Linked DNA regions of Homo sapiens: all the other regions are linked to region 2. The links are chromatin loops, found by intact Hi-C in ENCODE. Cell type or tissue: endothelial cell of umbilical vein. All regions are shown on one strand. Region 1 overlaps TANC2 (tetratricopeptide repeat, ankyrin repeat and coiled-coil containing 2). Region 2 overlaps TANC2 (tetratricopeptide repeat, ankyrin repeat and coiled-coil containing 2). Region 3 overlaps TANC2 (tetratricopeptide repeat, ankyrin repeat and coiled-coil containing 2). Region 4 holds the start of METTL2A (methyltransferase 2A, tRNA N3-cytidine).

The links. Hi-C counts contacts between places; a loop is a spot of excess contacts. Peaks named below come from ENCODE experiments on the same cell type or tissue, not always from the same donor. Only the 100,000 strongest peaks of a DNase experiment are listed, where the experiment ranks them.
Region 1: a loop joins it to region 2, with 13 times the contacts of the local background. A loop is called at or near these places in 16 of 110 quality-filtered maps.
Region 3: a loop joins it to region 2, with 17 times the contacts of the local background. A loop is called at or near these places in 55 of 110 quality-filtered maps.
Region 4: a loop joins it to region 2, with 11 times the contacts of the local background. A loop is called at or near these places in 4 of 110 quality-filtered maps.

What each region holds. Positions count from the first base shown.
Region 1 is chr17:63,111,288-63,116,287 of GRCh38, reverse strand. All of the region lies in intron 4 of TANC2 (tetratricopeptide repeat, ankyrin repeat and coiled-coil containing 2), which reads right to left. Among named protein-coding and RNA genes, the nearest start is that of TANC2, 150 kb to the right of the region's middle. In endothelial cell of umbilical vein, no CTCF peak of the experiment used is centred here; no DNase peak of the experiment used is centred here.
Region 2 is chr17:63,404,792-63,409,791 of GRCh38, reverse strand. It overlaps TANC2 (tetratricopeptide repeat, ankyrin repeat and coiled-coil containing 2), which reads right to left. Exons shown (of 28, transcript NM_001394998.1): 20 at 4,537-4,670; 21 at 3,515-3,638. The region is part of intron 2 of LOC105371856 (a long non-coding RNA gene); the gene reads left to right. Among named protein-coding and RNA genes, the nearest start is that of CYB561, 39 kb to the left of the region's middle. In endothelial cell of umbilical vein, CTCF peaks have their summits at 2,865 (motif pointing right) and 3,959 (motif pointing left); DNase peaks (open chromatin) are centred at 2,871 and 3,921; H3K27ac peaks cover 401 bases.
Region 3 is chr17:62,992,518-62,997,517 of GRCh38, reverse strand. All of the region lies in intron 1 of TANC2 (tetratricopeptide repeat, ankyrin repeat and coiled-coil containing 2), which reads right to left. Among named protein-coding and RNA genes, the nearest start is that of TANC2, 29 kb to the right of the region's middle. In endothelial cell of umbilical vein, a CTCF peak has its summit at 1,994 (motif pointing left); a DNase peak (open chromatin) is centred at 1,997.
Region 4 is chr17:62,419,486-62,424,485 of GRCh38, reverse strand. It overlaps METTL2A (methyltransferase 2A, tRNA N3-cytidine), which reads right to left and starts at 589. Exons shown (of 9, transcript NM_181725.4): 1 at 474-589; 2 at 176-267. The coding sequence starts at 583. RefSeq lists enhancers at 205-574, 326-856. In endothelial cell of umbilical vein, a CTCF peak has its summit at 2,896 (motif pointing left); a DNase peak (open chromatin) is centred at 585; H3K4me3 peaks cover 1,086 bases; H3K27ac peaks cover 974 bases.

The DNA of each region.
Region 1 (5,000 bases), 290 kb after region 2:
GGATGTTGCTCTGAGATGACTGGTGCAGAAAAATATCTTTCATTAGATTTATTAAGCATGGGTCACTGATGCTATGATATTTCATCTATTTATATAGGGTAGTTCTATATGAAATTGTTCTATATCATATCTCTGTGTTACTTTTCCATCACCATTTATTTAATGCAATATTCAGATACAATACAAAGCAAAATATTAGGTAAATTTACCTATTATACCATTCTCTTACATGGGCAACACTGCCATTATAATACCAATTCTGGAAAAGTTACGTATTTGTTGGTCATAGATTTATGATGCATTTATCTCCATAAATGAAGAACCTCAGTAAAATGTGACTAAAAAGAATTGCAATGTAGTGGGATGGACATGCATTTGACTAGTCTTGACTGTAGTTGGACTAACAGCTTTGCTACTTCTAAATATAACCCTGAGTAAGGCACCTAACTACTCTGACCCACTGATTCATCTCAGTAAAGCATTTTCTACCTTATTCCTAAAGCTACTGTGGGAATAGAAAAAAATAAATACAAAGCAAAGGCTTAAAATTCTAAACATCTATATTATCTTTTTTAATAGTATCTAAGCAAAACAGCAAAGAAAAATGAAAAGTGGAATTTCAATAGAACTCCATAAACACAGAAAATTGCCTGAAAGGGTAAATATTTTTCCAGGCTAGGTTTTATGTTTGACTGGATATTGTGTCCCATCACACTGCATATACTTTTCACAAGTAGCTAGTAGCTATTTCTTTTTAGAATTATAGTAGATACAGATACTGCGGACTAGCGTTCAAGGATTATTTAATATAATAATGTACAAGTAATTCTACTGCCTCAACATGACTTATAAATGTCTTCAGAAAATAGTAACTTGGTAATAAAGAAGTATAAGTGGTTTCTATGGAATGGTTAATATCAAAGAACATGCAAAGTGATTGAGTTGTTTAAAATAACCTATTACTTTTTATCCTACCTAACTAGAAAACTGTAGGGCAAACTCAAAAATGAGCTATTATGTTTGACTTGGAAATTCCATGGACAGCCTATCTCATTCTGTTTCCTGGATAATCTAATCTCTTCTACCTAGTAAGTTTTTTAACTCAAATATTGTCTTGTGCCAGTAGTTATTTTTGAGGGAAATTCTCTTCAGTTGTGACTTTTTAGAATACTAATTATTCAATATCTTAGGTAAAAAGAGCAACTTTCTCTCCCACCTCCCCATCATCAAGTCATGTTGAGCAGATCTTTGCATTAGAGAGATACCAGAAAAGTTCTGCAAAAAATGTAAACTTGGACAACAAATAATTTTTTCTAACGTTGCTTATGCTGTGTAGGAGCTAACTGGGATGAGGACATGATTAAAATACTTCAAAAGACAAAGTACACAGGTTTTGTTTTGCTTGAAAAATTGGATTTAACTTAAGGGTGGAGAGAGATTTAAGGAGTTAAGCTCTTCCCCTTGGTTACTAATTTTTAACTCCTTTATGATTAATTTAGGTAAGTCATGCTAAAACTTATACAGTTTTACATTCTTTTTTATTTTTATTCTTTTTTCAGTCTTGCTATATTAAAAGCTTTCTCTAAGGAGTAATCATCCGTGCTAAACTCTATTGTGCTTAAAGGTAGGGTAATATTTATGAAGAGATGTACATACGAAATCTCTATTCTCACAGGAGTTAAGAAAGTAACCATTCTACTAGCTATAGCAATTCAAGCTTTGGCCAACTTTCTACGCGGGGTTGTGTCTTTCCTAGCAATGGCTACTGCTTCAGATCAGGACTTCAATCTGCAGCAGTAGGGTAATGAGTGACAGAGAAGAAAAAGAAATATATTCTTAAAAATCATATATGTGATCCCTATACATCAGCCAACTACTTCATCTGGTGGTCAAAGAAAAAGAGAGTAAAGAGTAAAATAGTTACAACTCTAAAGGATAAACTGGCAGGGTTGGATATACTGAGAAGCAGTATTTCTGTTTAATGAATGTCGTGAATGATATGTAATGGATTTCTGAGGATAATTTTCTTTATACTCAGTTTTTATTTTATATGTTGACTTTACTATCTAAACCCTGAATAAAATTATCCCAAATGTGTGATGCTACCTCTAAATGATAATTGTAACATTTGAAAAAGGTCATGAGTTGGCAGGTGGTTCTTTCAGAATGTTTTTATTGATAAGCAGGGCATAAAAGGGCATACTGAGCCATAAGATACACATATCAAATCTCCTTTCTCTCACTTTACTTACTTCATTAATCTAAAGTTATAAAATTTACTGAATGATATAGATGTATACATAATTTTTTCTAAAAATCGTTTTCAGAAATCAGAAACATGAACATTAACCAGAAATGGGGAAAACAGAGATGTTCAACCAACTCTGGTATAACTCAAAACACTGCTCATTGTGCTATCTAAACAAAGTCATCAAAACAGATAATACCACATAGACAATTCTAAAATGACCATATTTCTTGGCTGGGCACAGTGGTTCACACCTGTAATCTCAGTGCTTTGGGAGACCGAGGTGAGAGGGTTGCTTGAGCCCAGGACTTTAGACCAGCCTGGGCAACATAGCAAGACCCCATCTCTACAAAATAATGAAAAAATTAGCCAGGTATGGTGGTGCACGCCTGTAGTCCCAGCTACTCAGGAGGCTGAGGTGGGAAGATCTCTTGACCCCAGGAGGTTGAGGCTGCAATGAGCAGTGATTGTGCCACCACACTCCAGTCTGGGTGACAAAGCAGGACTCTGTGTCTTAAGAAAAAAATAAGTAAAATGAAATAACCACATTTCTTAACTTTTGAAATTCTGCCCACGACATGAATGACTGACGGACAAGGTAAGGATGCGCATTTACAATTAAGAAAGGCCAGCTGAACTGAAAATGTCCTCTGGAACACTCTGCCCTCTGGTGTTTAAAATCCTCCTCTAAGAGAGGGAGTTACTCTGCCATGCCACGTGTTTATTACTCTTATGGGCTGAATGTCAATTTGGGTGCATAATTTTCTATAATGAGAATAAATATATAGTTTAGCATTATAAAAATTTCTGTTGTTATAATGTGAACATATATTCTGTTCTAAGCTTTATATTATCCCATACTATAATTTATTTCCTGTTTAGAGAGTTACTAAGGCTTTCTTTTGAATCGTGGATATTTATTTGACTTTTGTGATGCTTTGTGACTGAAAAGTATTCCTCATGGCCAAAATTGTTTAGCCCTTAAATTCCACATTTGCCACTTTCTAAACTGCTCACATTCCATAGCAGGTGGGAAGTTAAGCAAGTAAAGAAGGACAAGGTCAATTAAGTAAAAAAATTAGACTTCCTAGGGACCATGGCATAAATCATGGTGAGTTTTCTGGGGAAGGTCACAGAAGAAGGATGGACAATGAAGGATTTTTTTCTGTAATCTTCATGGTATTTTCCATGTTTAAAACTGATACCCAATTCTTGGAAACACAACACAGGAGCTAAAAAGGATATTAATCAAGTGATTGACAACTTTTTCACATGTTAGGATTCTTTTTATTATTTCCCCTTGTTTGTCACAAGAAGTGCTTGGCACAAAAAGAAACTCTACACACATTTCTGTATTCCTCTCAGCCTTAAGGTGTTATTATCTTCACTGTACATATGAAGAAACAGAAGATCAAAAAGAACTAATCTGCCCAGAGTTTACAAATGACTATGTAGAACTCTAAACGGGTTCTTCGTTCAGCTGGGTTCTTGACCAGTGTGACCCTATCAGTTCTTTGGGTCCTAGAGTTCTGAGCCTTAACCCTGCCACATTACAGACATTCCATAAAGATCTGTTGAAAAACAACATTACCTTACACAGTGACCTCAATGTTAGACATTTTTCTTGGTGCTGACTACTTGTCCTCCCTGGAACTTTGCCTACTGCCTCCCCCTAGATTCCCTTGGATTAACAGGTTCCACTTACTTCCTGTGACACCTAACAATTACCCTACTGCTGATCCACCCTAATCTTTAGGGTCTGCTTATGCATCTACTTCATGAGTGCTACCACACTGTTATCTTACTAACTTGCCTTCTCCATCTCAGGTCCTAGGTGTCCTTGGTTTGACCCTTCATTGGTCACAGCACTAAAAGGAATGCTGGACCGTCAATTCAACACTTCAGATTTAGGCAAACATTTCTTTAAAAATGTAGAGAAAAGAAGCTATGAGCCCATGGTCAATAATTTTAAAAGAGAATATGGTTTGAGGGTATAGATTAAAAATAAAAAGCAATGGCCGGGCGCGGTGGCTCACGCCTGTAACCCCAGCACTTTGGAAGGCCGAGGCGGGCGGATCACAAGGTCAGGAGATCGAGACCATCCTGGCCAACATGGTGAAACCCCGTCTCTACTAAAAATACAAAAATTAGCTGGGCATGGTGGTGCACGCCTGTAATCCCAGCTACTCAGGAGGCTGAGGCAGGAGAATCACTTGAACCTGGGAGGCGGAGGTTGCAGTGAGCTGAGATTGTGCCACTGCACTCCAGCCTGGTGACAGAGTGAGATACAGTCTCAAAAAAATAAATAAATAAAATAAAAAGCAATTTATACAATCATAAACATATGGAAGCATCTAAAAAAATATTGCCATATCAGAAATTTTTTGATAAAGACAGATTGTGCCTGAAAAAGAAATATACAAAGAGAGGGGGAAATAATCAAAGATGAAGAGTAGAAAACCATAATCAAAGATGAAGAGTAGAAAACCATCTAACAATATTGTCCACGAAGAATAGAGCCCCAGTTGAGAAGAGCTATGTTTTGAAGATAGCAAAAAGGATTGCTGGGATGTTTTTAGAATTAAAAAACAGACAAGGACAGGACAGATCTGCTGCATGGGAAAGATAAATTATGTAGTGATTTTATTATAAGCTTTCATTTATGAATCACCTTCTACGAGCTAAACTCTTTACTAAGTTCTTGACACACATCTTATTTAATTAATTACTTTTTTGGCAGGGAGACAGAGTC
Region 2 (5,000 bases):
CTTTTTATGGTTAGATATGTTTAGCTACACAAATACCACTGTGTTACAACTGTTTACAGTAACTCAGTGCAGTTAATACGCTGTACAGGTTTGTAGCCTAGGAGCACCAGGCTATACTATACAGCCTAGGTGTGTAGTAGGCTATACCATCTAGGATTGTGTAAGTGCACTCTATGATGTTTACAAATGACAAAATCACCTAAGGACACAATTCTTGGAATGCATTTCTCTGAACATCTCCCCTTTGTTAAGTGATACATAACTGCATATACCATTTTTACTTGTCAATTAAAAAAATAAATATTTGGCTGGGTGCAGTAACTCACACCTATAATCCCAGCACTTTTGGAGGCCGAGGTGGGAGGACTGCTTGAGGCCAGAAATCTGAGACCAGCCTGGGCAACATGGTGAGACTGTCTCTACAAAAAACTAAAAAATTAGCCAGGTGTGGTGGTGGTGTGAGCCTGTAGTCTTAGCTACTAGGAAGGCTGAGATGGGAGGATGAGATGGGAGGATCGCTTGAGCCCAGGGGTTCCAGGCTTTGGTGAGCTATGATCAGGCCACTGCACTCCAGCCTGGGTGATGGAGTGAGACCTTGCCTCTAAAAAAAGACAAAAACAAAAACAAAAAACAAATACAAATAAACAAAAAATTCAGAGTTTAAACTACTCAGCCTTATTCAATAACTCCATCCCCACTTTTAAATTCTCCACCCACCCTTTCATATTCTGGATCTGTTTCCCTTCAACATTTCTATTTTCACTTGAAAGGATCAAGCATACCTGACATGCTGTTTTGTAATCAGTCTAAAATCCAATATACATTTGGTTCTTAAGACCCAGACTGTAAGGCCTTCAATGGTAAGAAGCGAATCATTTACTTGCTAGAAGAGTACCTAAGACAACGCTTTTCACACAGTAGGCATGTCATATTTAACTACATCAGAGATCAACTTACTGCACCAGGACACTTGGCTGCCCCCTCAGCTGGACAGGATTCGGATGTCAGCTCAAGCTTAGCACCTGCCACAGCAGGCTCAGGGTTTACTCAGCAGTTATCTAGCCTATCACCTTTGCATCTCTGGAGGTCATTAGAGTCTATGGTTTCCCACAGGAGGATGAAAAGCTGGAAGGGACCATCCCTTAATCCTGATGAGAGCCATTTATGTAATGGTATAGTTTGCAATTAAAACACTGACTCTAATATGGAATAAGTTTAAATACGGAACAGAATCCAAGGCGTTTTCTCAGATGCAACATCTATAAATTTCCTGGACAAAGTATCCAGTGGAGGAAAGAGTAGGATAAGAAAGTTTTGGATGTACATTACAGATGAACTGATTTTTCCAAAGATAAGGAAAGAGAAGAAATTAAAAGGAGATACACATGAAACAAATCCATAATATGTTAAATACTTCCAAAATCCAATTTGTAATCTTCCTCTTCTCTCTTTTCTTTCTCATGCAGTTAATGAAATCACAATTCTCCCAAATGTCCGTCTTACAACTCTGGAGTTATCTTTAACTGTTCTATCCTTATTTCCTACATCTAATCAGGCTTCATATCCAAAATACCTCTTGCACATAGCCCTTTTTTGTTCTATGCTGAAAGCTACTGCCCTTGGGTTAGGACCTCATTATGCCTCATATGTTCCATTACGATGGCTTCCTAACTGATCTCCTGGCTCCTTTGTCAAATCTGCTGTTCACATACTGCCAGAGTGATTGTTTTTAAAGCATAACTCTGCCATCAATTCCTTATTTAAAATTTTTAAAGCCTCCCCAGATTCCTTTAGAATTAAGTCCAGATTCTTCTAACTTGGTCCTTTTCCATTTCCACATACCTTTCCAATTTTATTTTCCGTAGTCCCCTTACATTTTACTAGACAGCTTGCATATTTCTCCAAACCTGTCATTCCTCTTTGGCCTTTCATCTATGTTACTTCCTCTCCCTAAATACAAAACATTTTTCCTCTTCGAATTTCAAAGTCTGTCCTAGTCTAACTCAACGGACGCCTGTATCAGAGCACTCAGGATTCTCCGCTTTTTAAGGCATTTATCTTTGTTTCATCTCTTCCCTGCCACATTATAGACCCTTTGAGGGCACAGGTTATAGTGTATTAATTAAAAAAATCAGAACCACTCATAGTTCCTAGTATAGTGTTCTGCTAATAACATAGCCTAAATAAATCTTTGTTGAATTCATTAAGCCTCTAAGTGTGGAAAAAAATGAAACAGTCCAAAGATGAAAATGTCTTCACTGGTAAGGGAGAACAAATACCTGGAATCTATGGCTACGGAGCCTCTACTGGCACATGACAGGTACTTTGCAGCTATCTAAAGGTTATCAGTGGCTCAAGAGTTCCTGCCTCTTTCAGTGGACTTGGTTTGTTCTGGAATATTACTCTGGACACATCTTATCTTGAGAATCTAGGCCCAACCTTCCTCCTCCTTGCTTCCCCAGCAGAATGAAGGGAGAGAGCATGAAGCCAAATTTCTTTGGTAGCTTATATGGGGAAGGCAAGAGCCACTTCGCACCCTGTAAGAGCAACTCTCTGATTCTGACCCAGCCTTGAGTCTGAGTCTGTGGAAAAAAATCTTACTTAAGGGATACAGCTAAAGATCCAGTAAGTCTCTGACTGAGCTGTAGTTTGAAATCTTAGAAGAAACCTAATTTCTTCCTAATTAAACTACCCTCAGCTGCTCTGGCCTAGGCATAATTCTTCAGGAGGTTGGTTTTCTTGAAGGAAAGTACATGTGCTTGTGGATGTAATTACCGACATTTGCGTCCAGTTTACTAATAGTGGAGGCTAACTGGAATGACTGCCTCTGTCTCTTGCTTCAAGTAAATGCTCAAGCTCCACTAGATGGCACTGCAGAGTCACCAGTGATGAGCTTTTTCTACTACAGAGGTCCATCATCAGCAGCCACTGTTATGCACAGGTGATAGAGGTCACAGCAACCAACAGGAGCCTGACGTACTTTATGATGGTGGTGTGATCATCATCTCCTTTAACTTATTTCCCATTCACCAGGAATTTGTGGATGTTGGTAAGTGTCAAAAGGAATTTATTACTACAGGGTAATAATCTTGATCCCCCAAATAGCATCCCAGAGTCAGCAGGGATCTTCACTGGCATTTGCCTCCTTTGAATTCAAGAAAAATATTAGTTGTGCAGGCTTACAAAAGAATTGATAAAGTCAGAACACAATCCCCGGAAGATGAACATTTATTGAGTATATATTTTTAAAAAATCAAAGTTTGGAGACTACTGATCTGAATGAGAATTTAGAATATGTTAATTTCATTTAAATCCCTCAAGTCATAAGGAAATAGAGAGTATCAGAGTTAAAAACATTACACTGAATACAAGAGGGGAGGAGATAGCCTTTCATTTTCCAACCAACTGGATTAATATCTGTTCTTAGCATCTCCTGGGATCCATTGCTGGAAATCATGAGTTCACCAGGTAATTATGGAAACTGGCCAGCCAGCTCTAGCATTCCAAGACTAACCTTGTGCAAGCAGAAAGTCCACGGTTCCTAGATGGCCTTCGGAAGCAGCCATCATCAGGGGAGTGCGGCCCTGCTTGTCTGCCATGTTGACATCAGCTCCATGGGTGAGTAAAAGATCAACAATCTGCAAGTGCAGAGAAACAGGGACCAATTAGCCCAAAGAAGAGCTGCTGAGAAGACACGTGCACACTATCTCTTACTCTGTAGGAATTCCTACTGCTGTACGAGTCACCCATGTATCTTTCCACTTCCCCCATAAGTACCTGTATAGTCCTAGTACCATGTGATTTAATCTCTCTCAGGGACAGTCAAATGAGAAGGATTCAACTCTCAATGTCTGACTCAGCTACTAAGTAAAAAAGAACTTAACAAAGGCCAAGATGTAGGATTAAACAATCCCATAGCGGAAGTTCCAACATAAATCACTCCTTTATTGCCCTCTAGTGGTTGCAAATCTGCCTGTAGTTAATACTTGCAACTGAACTGAACATAATCAAGTGACTCTGGTAACTCTTTAGGGCTGTTTGGCTTCTACAGCCTTTTTTCTATTGAAATACTTCTGAAGATTATTATCAGTGTGCTTTCCTTTCCATCCTAAGTGTATAAATTAACATTTATCCAGAATCCAAACATCTAAAAGGATTGTGTTGTTAGAATTTGCATTCACTGTATTTTCTTTTAGTAAGTCTCAGACATCTGCAAGTAAGTGATTAGCAGAAGTCCGCTGAGAAATGAACCTTCCAAGGAGTCTTTGGATGCTGTGAAATGTGAGAAGGAGGTCACTCTATCACCAGGACATAAGTAGTTAGTCCTTCTATACAATCTGTATCAAGTGATGGTTTTGAATGTTAACTGTCGTATTCTCAATTAACCAGAATACTCATAACAAAGGTCCAAGTCCTCAAACCTGATCACTGCTGGGTAACCCAAACTTTACTTGTGATCATTTTGCTCTGTGCATCAGAAGTCCTCACCTAGAACTCAGTCCTGCCTGAGGGACTGGAAGTGGTCGCCCTGCTTACCTGCCAGTGGCCCTGGCGCACTGTGCTGAATAGTGGCACTGCTCCTCGGCGGTTTGGCTGGGCCACTGCCGCCCCTTGTTCCAAGAGCAAACGGCACACCTCCAGTTTGCCCCTTCCGGCTGCAGCTGTTAGGGCTAAGGGCAGAGAACAAAGATTGAGGATAGGTGGTTCTGGTCCTCTCCAGCGCTCCATGTTAAACGTGACATATCCTTGTGTTTCATTAATGTAATTGCTACTTTACTTCTAAGAATAATGATTTTTGCCACCTTTTCCATAAAGAAAAGTTCTAAAGAAAAATAATGAATAAAGACACATTTAAATTGCCTCACAATATTTGGAGACAATAATAATAAATCTATTGAAAATTCACCTTTAATCAAACTCACTTGGTTTCATTTTTCCTAACCAGACTGTCTTCTCTGCTTTGGTCTACCTCTCCTTTGGTACCTCTTCCTAGCTACAAA
Region 3 (5,000 bases), 410 kb after region 2:
CTTTTGAATACAAATCTGTTCATATAATTATAAAAAGTAAGCTACATATATTTAAAGTAAATGCTATCCATTTTCTAGCATTTGTCAACATAGAGCTTCTCCTCTGAGAAATTTCTGCAGGAGAATACAACACACACACACTAATGCATTTAATAAACACTTCCAATAACTTTTTAAACATTACAGATAAGATGCAGGGTTAATAATGCACACGATGAAAATATTGGTGGTGCACAGCTGTAGTCCCAGCTACTCAGGAAGCTGAGAGGCAGGAGAACTGCTTGAGACCACAAGTTCAAAGTTACAGTGAACTATGATCACACCACTGCACGCCAGCCTGGGTGACAGAAAGAGAGTGAGACTCTGTCCTTTTTTTCTCTTTAAAAAAAAAAAAAAAAAAAGAGGCTGGGTGTGGTGGTTCACACCTGTAATCCCAGCACTTTGGGAGGCTATGGCGGGCAGATCACCTGAGGTCAGGAGTTTGAGACCAGCCTGGCCAACACGGTGAAACCCCATCTATACTAAAAATACAAAAAATTAGCCAGACGTGGTGGTGCGCACTTGTAATCGCAGCTACTTGGGAGGCTGAGGCAAGAGAATCACTTGAACCTGGGAGGCAGAGGTTGCAGTGAACCCAGATCACGCCACTGCACTCCAGCCTGGGCAACAAGAGCGGAACTCCATCTCAAAAAAAAACAAAGAAAAAGAAAAGAAAATTTAGTGAATATCTGCTGAAAGCATGAGAGGCTCTAAAAAATACAATCACAAATAATCTCAAAAAAAACGAAGAGAGAAATAGAGAAGAATGGAAGAACTCAAAAGAGCATGTATTTAATCATACTGGGAGAAGTAAACAACCAATGACAAATGCAATAGTGTTCTTAAAAGAAAAACTTCAGCCAAATTAAATTTAAACGAGTTTAATTGAGCAATGAACGATTCACAAATTGGGCAGCTCCCAGAATCACACCAGATTCAGGGAGACTCCAAGGATGCTTCATGGTTAGAACAAATTTATAGACAAAAAAAAAAGGGAAGTGACGGACAGAAATCGACTGTGAGGTACAGAAACAGCTGCACTGGTTACAGGTTGGCATTTGCCTTATTTGAACACACAGCAGTCTATGAGTGGTTGAAACATGGCTGCTGGGATTTGCTAAGACTCCGCTATTGCTACAGGCGCGTACTCCTAAGTGAGGTTTTTAATCTTGTCTGCCTATTAAGCTGGGTTACAGTTTGTCCACAAGGACTCAAATATAGAAGTACGGAGTCCTTCTCAGGCCATATTTAGTTTGCTTGAACAGTGTGAATGATGAGAATACTAGACAGAAACACAAATCTAGCATGAATTTGAGGCTTCTGGAAAACGTAAAAACTCTGTTTCAAAAAAAGTTATATACAGTAATAGGATCAAGCCAATACAAGAAAGACAAATCATTTGTCCACCATCTGGAAATTGCATGTTTTTTCCTCTGTGAAAGGCATGCTGAAGGACTAATAATTATCAAGAAAGGCCTTCTTTAAGTGTTGACTGAGATAAATTGCTAGATGCCTCAGATATATTCTAGGACATAACTTTGGAAGTTCTTATAATTACAGCAGTGCTATCACTGTTCATTGTGGTCTTGAACTCCTGGCTCAAAGGATCCTTCCATCTCAGCCTCGGAGTAGCTAGGACTACCGGCGCACACCACTATGCCCAGCTGATAATCTTTGATAATTTCCCTAAAAGCAAAATTTTGAACTGCACTGAAGAGCTTCAAATTATGCAATCTCTTTCAAGACTGGAGGGCAAAGGAAGGAAATGGGACAATTAACAAAGAAGTCTTGAGAAAGGGAAGTAACTGATGATGGGTTCCACAGTCAGCCTTGTATGTAGTACAAGCACTGCTTCAATTATGAATCCTCATTTTTGCAATACTTATTATCAGGTCATGTACTGCTTTCTCTTTCTACCCCTTCAAAGCTCTTTCATACAGCACCTAAACTGCCAGGGCCATCTGGTGGCCAATACTGGGAGCTAGCTGACCCAGTGTTTCTTTACCTCAACACCCTCCACCAACCTTGTTCCCCATTAGACTAAATTGCCTAACTTCTGAATTTCAACTAAGTCAAGTATTTTATAAAATATCTTATCAAATATTTCCAGATAGATTTACAACTGAGTTCTCAATCCACCCGATTCTGGATCCTTACATTATGAGCTAAGAATTACTATGTCCCTTGTTCGTCCACTCCAAACCAACTACAACTGTCAACACTATCTAAGCCACTGCAGGCTGGCCTTCCCAGGAAACAATGTGAGCCAGCCAGACAAGATAACAGGATTTATAAAAGGTCTTGAAAAGAACGGCTTTATTATTCTACAATGCATGTAAACTGTAAAAGAAAGAAAAAAATCCAAAGAAAATGGAAACATGATGGATTTATCTAAAAGTGACGTAATAATGAAATAAGTGATAACCGTTTCATCCTTCTTCAGTTTTCTTATTGCTTTGCCCAAAGTATTGCATCATCTTTCAAGAAGATATAAAAGAAATATGACACATCAGCTTTGTAGCCTTTGTTAAAGCTCTTCATTTAACACAGTAAACAATACAAGAATTTTCATTTTCTACCCAAAATGTCAAAGAGAAGAATATTTCCAGAGGAAGATGTATCACAATTATTTTATCAGAAGAAGAATGCAAAAAGACAGATGGCAGTACTCCAGATTCTATTGATAAAGGTGAAATTAATCATCTAAGGGAAATCTCAGACTATGAGTCTTCAGATGACCATACCCTAGATTAATTTTCTCAAACTCAAGAACTGGTAAGTGAATCCTAGGAATACAAGGTTGGTTCAGCATATGAAAATCAATGTAATATACCAAATTAGTAACAGACAAAAACTTTAATAATTACCTCCATAGACACAGAAAAAGCATCTGACAAAAGGCAACACCCTTTCATGATTAAAAAAGAAATACTCAACATACTAGAAATAGAAAGAAACATCCTCAGTCTGATAAATGGCATCTATAAAAAGCCTGAGGCTAACATCATGCTTAATTCTGAAAAACTGAACACTTTCCTCCTAAGTTGGACAAGAAAAAATCATCCATTTAACTAGCCTGACAAACATGGCAAAACCCCATCTCTACTAAAAATACAAAAAAAAAAAAAAATGAGCCAGGTGTGGTGGTGCATGCCTGTAATCCCAGATACTCAGGAGGCTGAGGCAGGAGAATCGCTTGAACCCAGGAACCCAGGAGGCAGAGGGTGCAGTGAGCTGAGAATGCGCCACTGCACTCCAGCCTGGGTGGCAGAGTGAGACTTTGTCTCAAAAAAAAAAAAAATTCTACTTACCACTTCTATACACCATTGTACTTGAAGTTCTATTCAGGGCAATTAGGCAGAAAAAGAAATAAAAGGCATCCAAATTAGAAAGGAAGAAATAATAACTCAGTCTCTATTCACAAATGACATGACCTCATATGTAGAAAATCCTAAAGAATACACCAAAAAACTATTAGAGCTAATAAATGAATTCAGCAAATTGGCAGGACACAAGATACACATTAAAAAATCAGTTGTATTTTTTTTTTCTTTTGAGACAGGCTCTCACTCATCCAGGCTGCAGTGCGTGGCATGAGCATGGCTCACTGATGCCTTAAACTCCTGGGCTCAAATAATCCTCTTGCCTCAGCTTCCACAGCAGCTGGGACTACAGGCACATGCTAACACATCTAATTTTTTTTTATTTTTCTTTTGCAGAGACGGGGTCTTGCTATGTTGACCAGGCTGGTTTCAAACTCCTGGCCTCAAACAATCCTCCTGCCTCAGCCTCCCAAATTCCTGGGATTACAGGCATGAGCCACTATGTCTGGCCTGAAAAATTAGTTGTATTTCTTTAGACTATCAATGAACAATCCAAAAATGAAATAAAAAATACATTTACAATAACATCAAAAAGAATAAAAAATTGTTATTAACAAAAGTATAAAACTTGTACACTGAAAATTATAAAACATCACTGAAAGAAATTAAGGAAGACCTAATTAAATGGAAAGACATCCATGTCCATGGATTGAAAGACTTAATGGTAAGATGGCAATAGTCTCCAAATTGATCTGTAGATTCAACAAAATACTTAACAAACTCCCAGCTACTTTCCTTTCAGAAATTGAGAAAGTGATCTAAAAACTAATGTGGAAACGGCAAGGGACCCAGAATAGCCAAAACTTAAAAAGCAAGAACAAAATCAAACCAAGTCAATAGAGGTTCCCCAAAGGTGACCACATTCTAACTTCTGGAATTTGTGAATGTTACCTTACATGGCAAAGGGACTCTGAAGATGTGATTAAGTTGAGGACCTTAAAATAGGGAGATTTTCCTGAATTTTACCCAGGCAGACCCAATGTAGTCACAAATGTCATTAAAAAATGGAAAAGGGAAGTAGAAGCATCAGAAGAGGAGATGTGATGACCAAAGTAGACATCAGAGCAATGTAGCCACAAGCCAAGTAACGCAGATGGCCTCCAGAAGCTGGAAAAGGTAAAAAACAGATTCTCTCCCAGAGTCTCCAGACGGAACACAGGTATGCCAAAACATTAGTTTTTGCCCCATAAAAAACTCATTTCAAACTTCTGACTTCCAGAACTGTAAGAAGTATTAAAATAGTACATTTGTGTTGTTTTAAGCCACTAAATTTGTGGAAATTTGTTACAGCAGCAATAGGAAACAAATTATAATAGTAGCCAACATGTATAACATAGTTACATATGTCATATGTTACAGAAGCATATAACAATGTCTCAAGTGTCTATAAAAGCATGAAGAGTTGTCACACTATTAATGTGGTGATCCAAATGCTATGTTGCTATTTAAGAATCATTTACTGTATTATATGTATCTTTTTATATGTAAGAGTAAAGTTCTCAGTTCTCAATAAAAACACCTGAATTTTTTATTTGGCACTGAAATGACTCTACACTTTTTCTTACAGTAAGTTATTCC
Region 4 (5,000 bases), 990 kb after region 2:
ACAATGCAGCCCTTTTCTCTCCTTGCTCATCCCCTCCCTGTCCCGCTCTACTCCTGAGATCTGCATCAGGCCAGGAATAAAGGATCTGGGCGGCCGCGGTTCCCTGGCCTCTCCGGGAGGGCGCGTTCGGCAGTACGCTGGCTGTTGATACCAATGAGAGCCCATTTAAGCGCACCTTGTTTCTCCTGGCACACCCGCTGGATACTGTTCTCCTGGACTTTTCTCTCCGCCGCCGCGGCTTGCTCTTCCGACCACTCCACATTGTCCCTGAGAAAATCAAACGGGCAGCTTAGGGGCCTCACGTCCTGGCTGCGGGCAGGGTGAGTCGCTGGCCTAGGAGTTTCTCTCCCCTTGGAGAGTGCCTCGGGTAGGGCAGCTTGACTCGTGGCCGGCGGTCAGGGGCTTTTCGGAGTGCTCCGAGGCGGCGGGACAGAGGGTCAGCGACAGGCCGGGCGAAGGGGCAGAGTGATTACCAGGCATTGTGGTGGAAGACGCGCGCCGGATCTCTCAGGAACCGGCTTCCGAACTGCTGCCTCTTATCGGCGAGGACTGCAGGTGCACCTTCAGGGTAGGAGCCGGCCATGACACCGGAGCCGGAAACACTTTACTTTCCGTAACGTGAGAACTTCCTGCGGACCACGCCCTCTTTCAGAAGACGCGGAGTCTGGGCGGGAAAAAGGGTGGCGGGACAGGGCGGCACTGGAGTCTGGTCCGGGTGGCGCTCGGGAGCTGTCGTTTGGGGCTGTCCCAGGGTTGGCGAAGGGCTCTCTAGGAGAGGGGACCAGGCAGGGGGAAATTCTCCCCGGAGGAGTCGTTTCTCATTGATGAGGTGCTGATGGACGTGCAGGTTAGGCAGAAAGTGGGAGACATTCCACTTGAGACCCAGTTCAATGCTGGGATCCTCTTAACAGGTTCCCCAGCTTCCCTCAAGTTATAAAACAGGAAAAATCTTGAATCATTATAAGAGTTGAGGCTACCTAGTTCCACTGCGGAGCCGATGTCCAGAACTGAAGAAGGTAGCAAGCAGCGGGAAGAAACAGGGCAATTTCCAGCTTCTATATTCAGCTCTTAATAGTGTGGGTGTATATGTATACACAGTGTGTATATATATTTTGGTTGGGGTAGGGGGAGATGGAGATATGAAATTAGAGAACACGAGGCTTAGCAAATCAAATGGAATATCCAAGGACAATTTTTTTTTAAATTATAACCATCTAACCTTTTTGAATCATGCATATTTATTATAATTATCCTTATTAGCACAATTAAGATTGTAATACACACATACAAACAGTTTGTCATAGTAATACATTTCAGCCTTACATTTCTATTTCTAGATCTAACACAAATAGACTCTCAAAAGAATCTAGAAGAAAGTATGTTATAGACATAAGGTTATTTGAGAAGACTTCCAAGAGAAGCATGATGAATACCACTTGGAAAAGAAGGAAAGGGCAGAGACCAAACAAGGACCAGCCCAATACCTCTTGGACTTTATTTAATGTCATAATGTCAGAATAAAGGGAAAGATGAATTTTTTTAAAAAAGGAAAGGGTTAGTGCAGTGCTAGACATAGCACATGGGTAATTAGTACTTTTTTTTTTTTTTGAGACGGAGTCTTGCTCTGTTTCCCAGGCTAGAGTGCAGTAGCCGGATCTCAGCTCGTTATAACCTCCATGTTCTGGGCTCAGGTGGTTCTCCTGCCTCAGCCTCCTGAGTAGCCGGGATTACAGGTGCGCGCTACCACACTCAGCTAATTTTTGTATTTTTAGTAGAGATGGGGTTTCACCATGTTGCCTGGGCTGGTCCCAAACTCCTGACCTCAAATGATCTGCCCGCCTCGGTCTCCCAAAGTGTTGGGATTACAGGCGTGAGCCACCGCGCCCAGCCAGTAATTGTTTATTCCATTGTAAATTCTTTCTGTAGGTAAAACTACGGGGAGCAATGAATGATTCTATACTTTTTCCTCCAAAGAAATGGGAACAAGCTCTAAGCCTCTCTAATCAGGAAGAAAAATACACAAGTTAATAAAAAAAATAGTAAATAAGTTGTACTTCATTTGAAGACAATATGCTTTTGCCATTCTTGTGGTCTTCGGAAACATTTTGAACACAAGCTCCATACCCAGAAACAAGTACAAGGAATTTTTATCTTTTCTCAAGGCCAGCTGTTTGCAGATATGGTGGTTGATTTACATTTATTTCTGGCATCTTGTTTTCTCATCTATGGGCTTTTATTCTCCCCTCACTAAAAGCTGTTAGTGTTCCCAATCAACAGTCCCACTGCATATTTTCTTGCAGACAGCTCATTGTCTTCACTCTAATTTACTATATTAGTTCCAGTGGAGACATTTTAAATGTCAAACAGCTTTGGCCTTTTTTCTGTGAAATGTGCTAAAGTATCCTAAACTTAACTTTATTTTTTATTTTTATTTATTTATTTTTGAGACGGAGTCTCGCACTGTCTACCAGGCTGGAGTGTAGTGGCGTGATCTCGGCTCACTGCAAGCTCCCTATTTCACGGGTTCACGCCATTCTCCTGCCTCAGCCTCCCGAGTAGCTGGGACTACAGGCGCCCGCCACCATGCCCGGCTAATTTTTTGTGTTTTTAGTAGAGACAGGGTTTCACCGTGTTAGCCAGGATGGTCTCGATCTCCTGACCTCATGATCCACCCACCTCGGCCTCCCAAAGTGCTGGGATTACAGGAGTGAGCCACCGCCCCTGGCCTAAACTTAATTTTATACAATTATATTTGATTGGCCTGTAAAACCTATTTTTCGAAGCACCTAAAATAATTTTTCATAAGTTTGACATGGCTGTGAGTTCTCTGGTGTCAGACTTTATACTGGATTGTAGCTTCAGAAACGCCACGTTTCAGAGGAACTAAGGGTCCCTCTGGTGGTAAGTAAGGAGAACTCTTCTAGCTCAGTGGGTGGCATGGGTTTAACGCTTGTAAAGGTTAAAAACTCTCATTCTGGATTATTGCTTTAGGTTGTTAGCCAAGGACAAGGGTAGTTAATTGTGTTTTTTTGTTTTTTGTTTTTTTTTTGAGACGAAGCTCTGTCGCCCAGGCTGGAGTGCAGTGGCATGATCTCGGTTCACTGCAAGCTCCACCTCCCGGGCTCAAGCCAGTCTCCTGCTTCAGCCTCCTGAGTAGCTGAGATTACAGGCCATCGCCACCACACCCAGCTAATTTTTGCATTTTAGTAGAGACGGGTTTCACAATGTTGGCCAGGCTGATATTGAACTCCTGACCTCAAATGATCCGTCTGCCTCAGCCTCCCAAAGTGCTGGGATTACAGGCGTTAGCCACCGCACCCGGCCTTTCTTCTCCTTTTTTTCTTTGAGATAGGGCATCACTCTGTCACGCAGGCTGGAGTACAGTGGCACGATCACAGCTCACTGCAACCTCTGCCTCCCAGGCTCAAGTGATTCTCCCACATCAGCCAACAGAGAAGCTGGGACTAGAGGTTTGTGCCACCATACCCCAATAATTTTTGCATTTTTTGTGGAGACAGTGTTTTGCCATGATGCCCAGGCTGGCCTCGAACTCCTGGTCTTGAGCAATCCGTCTGCCTCGGCCTCCCCCAAGTGCTGGGATTACAGACATGAGCCACTGCACCTGGCCTGTGTTTTCTTATTGCAAAATAGATTTTTTATTATAGAACATTTAGAAGATATCGATAAAACAAAAGAAAATACTTCTTCCCACCATTAATTTGACTCATTAACGCTTTGGCTTATATCATCCCAGTTCTTTCTTTCTAATTTAGTTATGTAAGTGACTTTACATTAAAATAGTTTCAGAACAAAATGCTTTGTGCTTTTTTTTTTAAACAATTACATTCATCTGGCTGGGCGCAGTGGCTCACACCTGTAATCCCAGCACTTTGGGAGACCAAGGTGGGTGGATCACGAGGTCAGGAGTTTGAGACCAGCCAGACCAAGATGGTGAAACCCCCGTCTCTACTAAAAATACAAAAATTAGGCTGGGTGTGGTGGCTCACGTCTGTAATCCCAGCACTTTGGGAGGCCGAGGTGGGCGGATCACGAGGTCAGGAGATCGAGACCATCCTGGCCAACATGGTGAAACCCCATCTCTACTAAAATACAAAAAATTAGCCAGGGGTGGTGGTACACGCCTGTAGTCCCAGCTACTTAGGAGGCTGAGGCAGGAGAATCACTTGAACCTGGGTGTTGGAGGTTGTAGTGAGCCGAGATTGTGTCACTGCACTTCAGCTTGGGCGACAGAGCGAGACTCCTTCTCACACACAAAAAAAATAAATAATAAATAAATAAATAATAAATAAATAAAATTAGCCGGGCACAGTGGTGGGTGCCTGTAATCCCAGCTACTCGGGAGGCTGAGACAGGAGAATCGCTTGAACTCAGGAGGCGGAGGTTGCAGTGGGCTGAGATCGTGCCACTGCAGGCCAGCCTGGCAACAGAGCAAGACTCCGTCTCAAACAACAACAACAACAACAACAAGAAAACCCAATTACATTCATCCATTTTAAGTGTACAGTTCAATACATTTTCATAAAAATCTGTATTTGTGTAATCAGTGTCACAATCTAGTTTTAGAACAACGCCTTGAAGTTCTCCCATGCCACTTAGCAGTTGTAGTCTGCTTTTTAACTTAATAATAACTTGGGGACATTATTCTTTTGTTCGAAATATTCTTTTACAACATCACTTAATGTCCTTCTGGTATTGTTTCGTATAGCTATATCATGCTTTATTGGACATTTAGGTCACTTTAAGTTTCATACTATTAAAAATTTAACGGCTGGGTGCAGTGGCTCACACCTGTAATCCCAGCACTTTGGGAGGCCGAGGCAGGTGGATCACGACGTCAGGAGTTCAAGACCATCCTGGTCAGCATGATGAAACCCCGTCTCTACTAAAAATACAAAAATTAGCCAGGTATGGTGGTACGCACCTGTAGTCCCAGGTACTCGGGAGGGTGAGGCAGAAGAATGGCTTGAACCCTAGAGGCG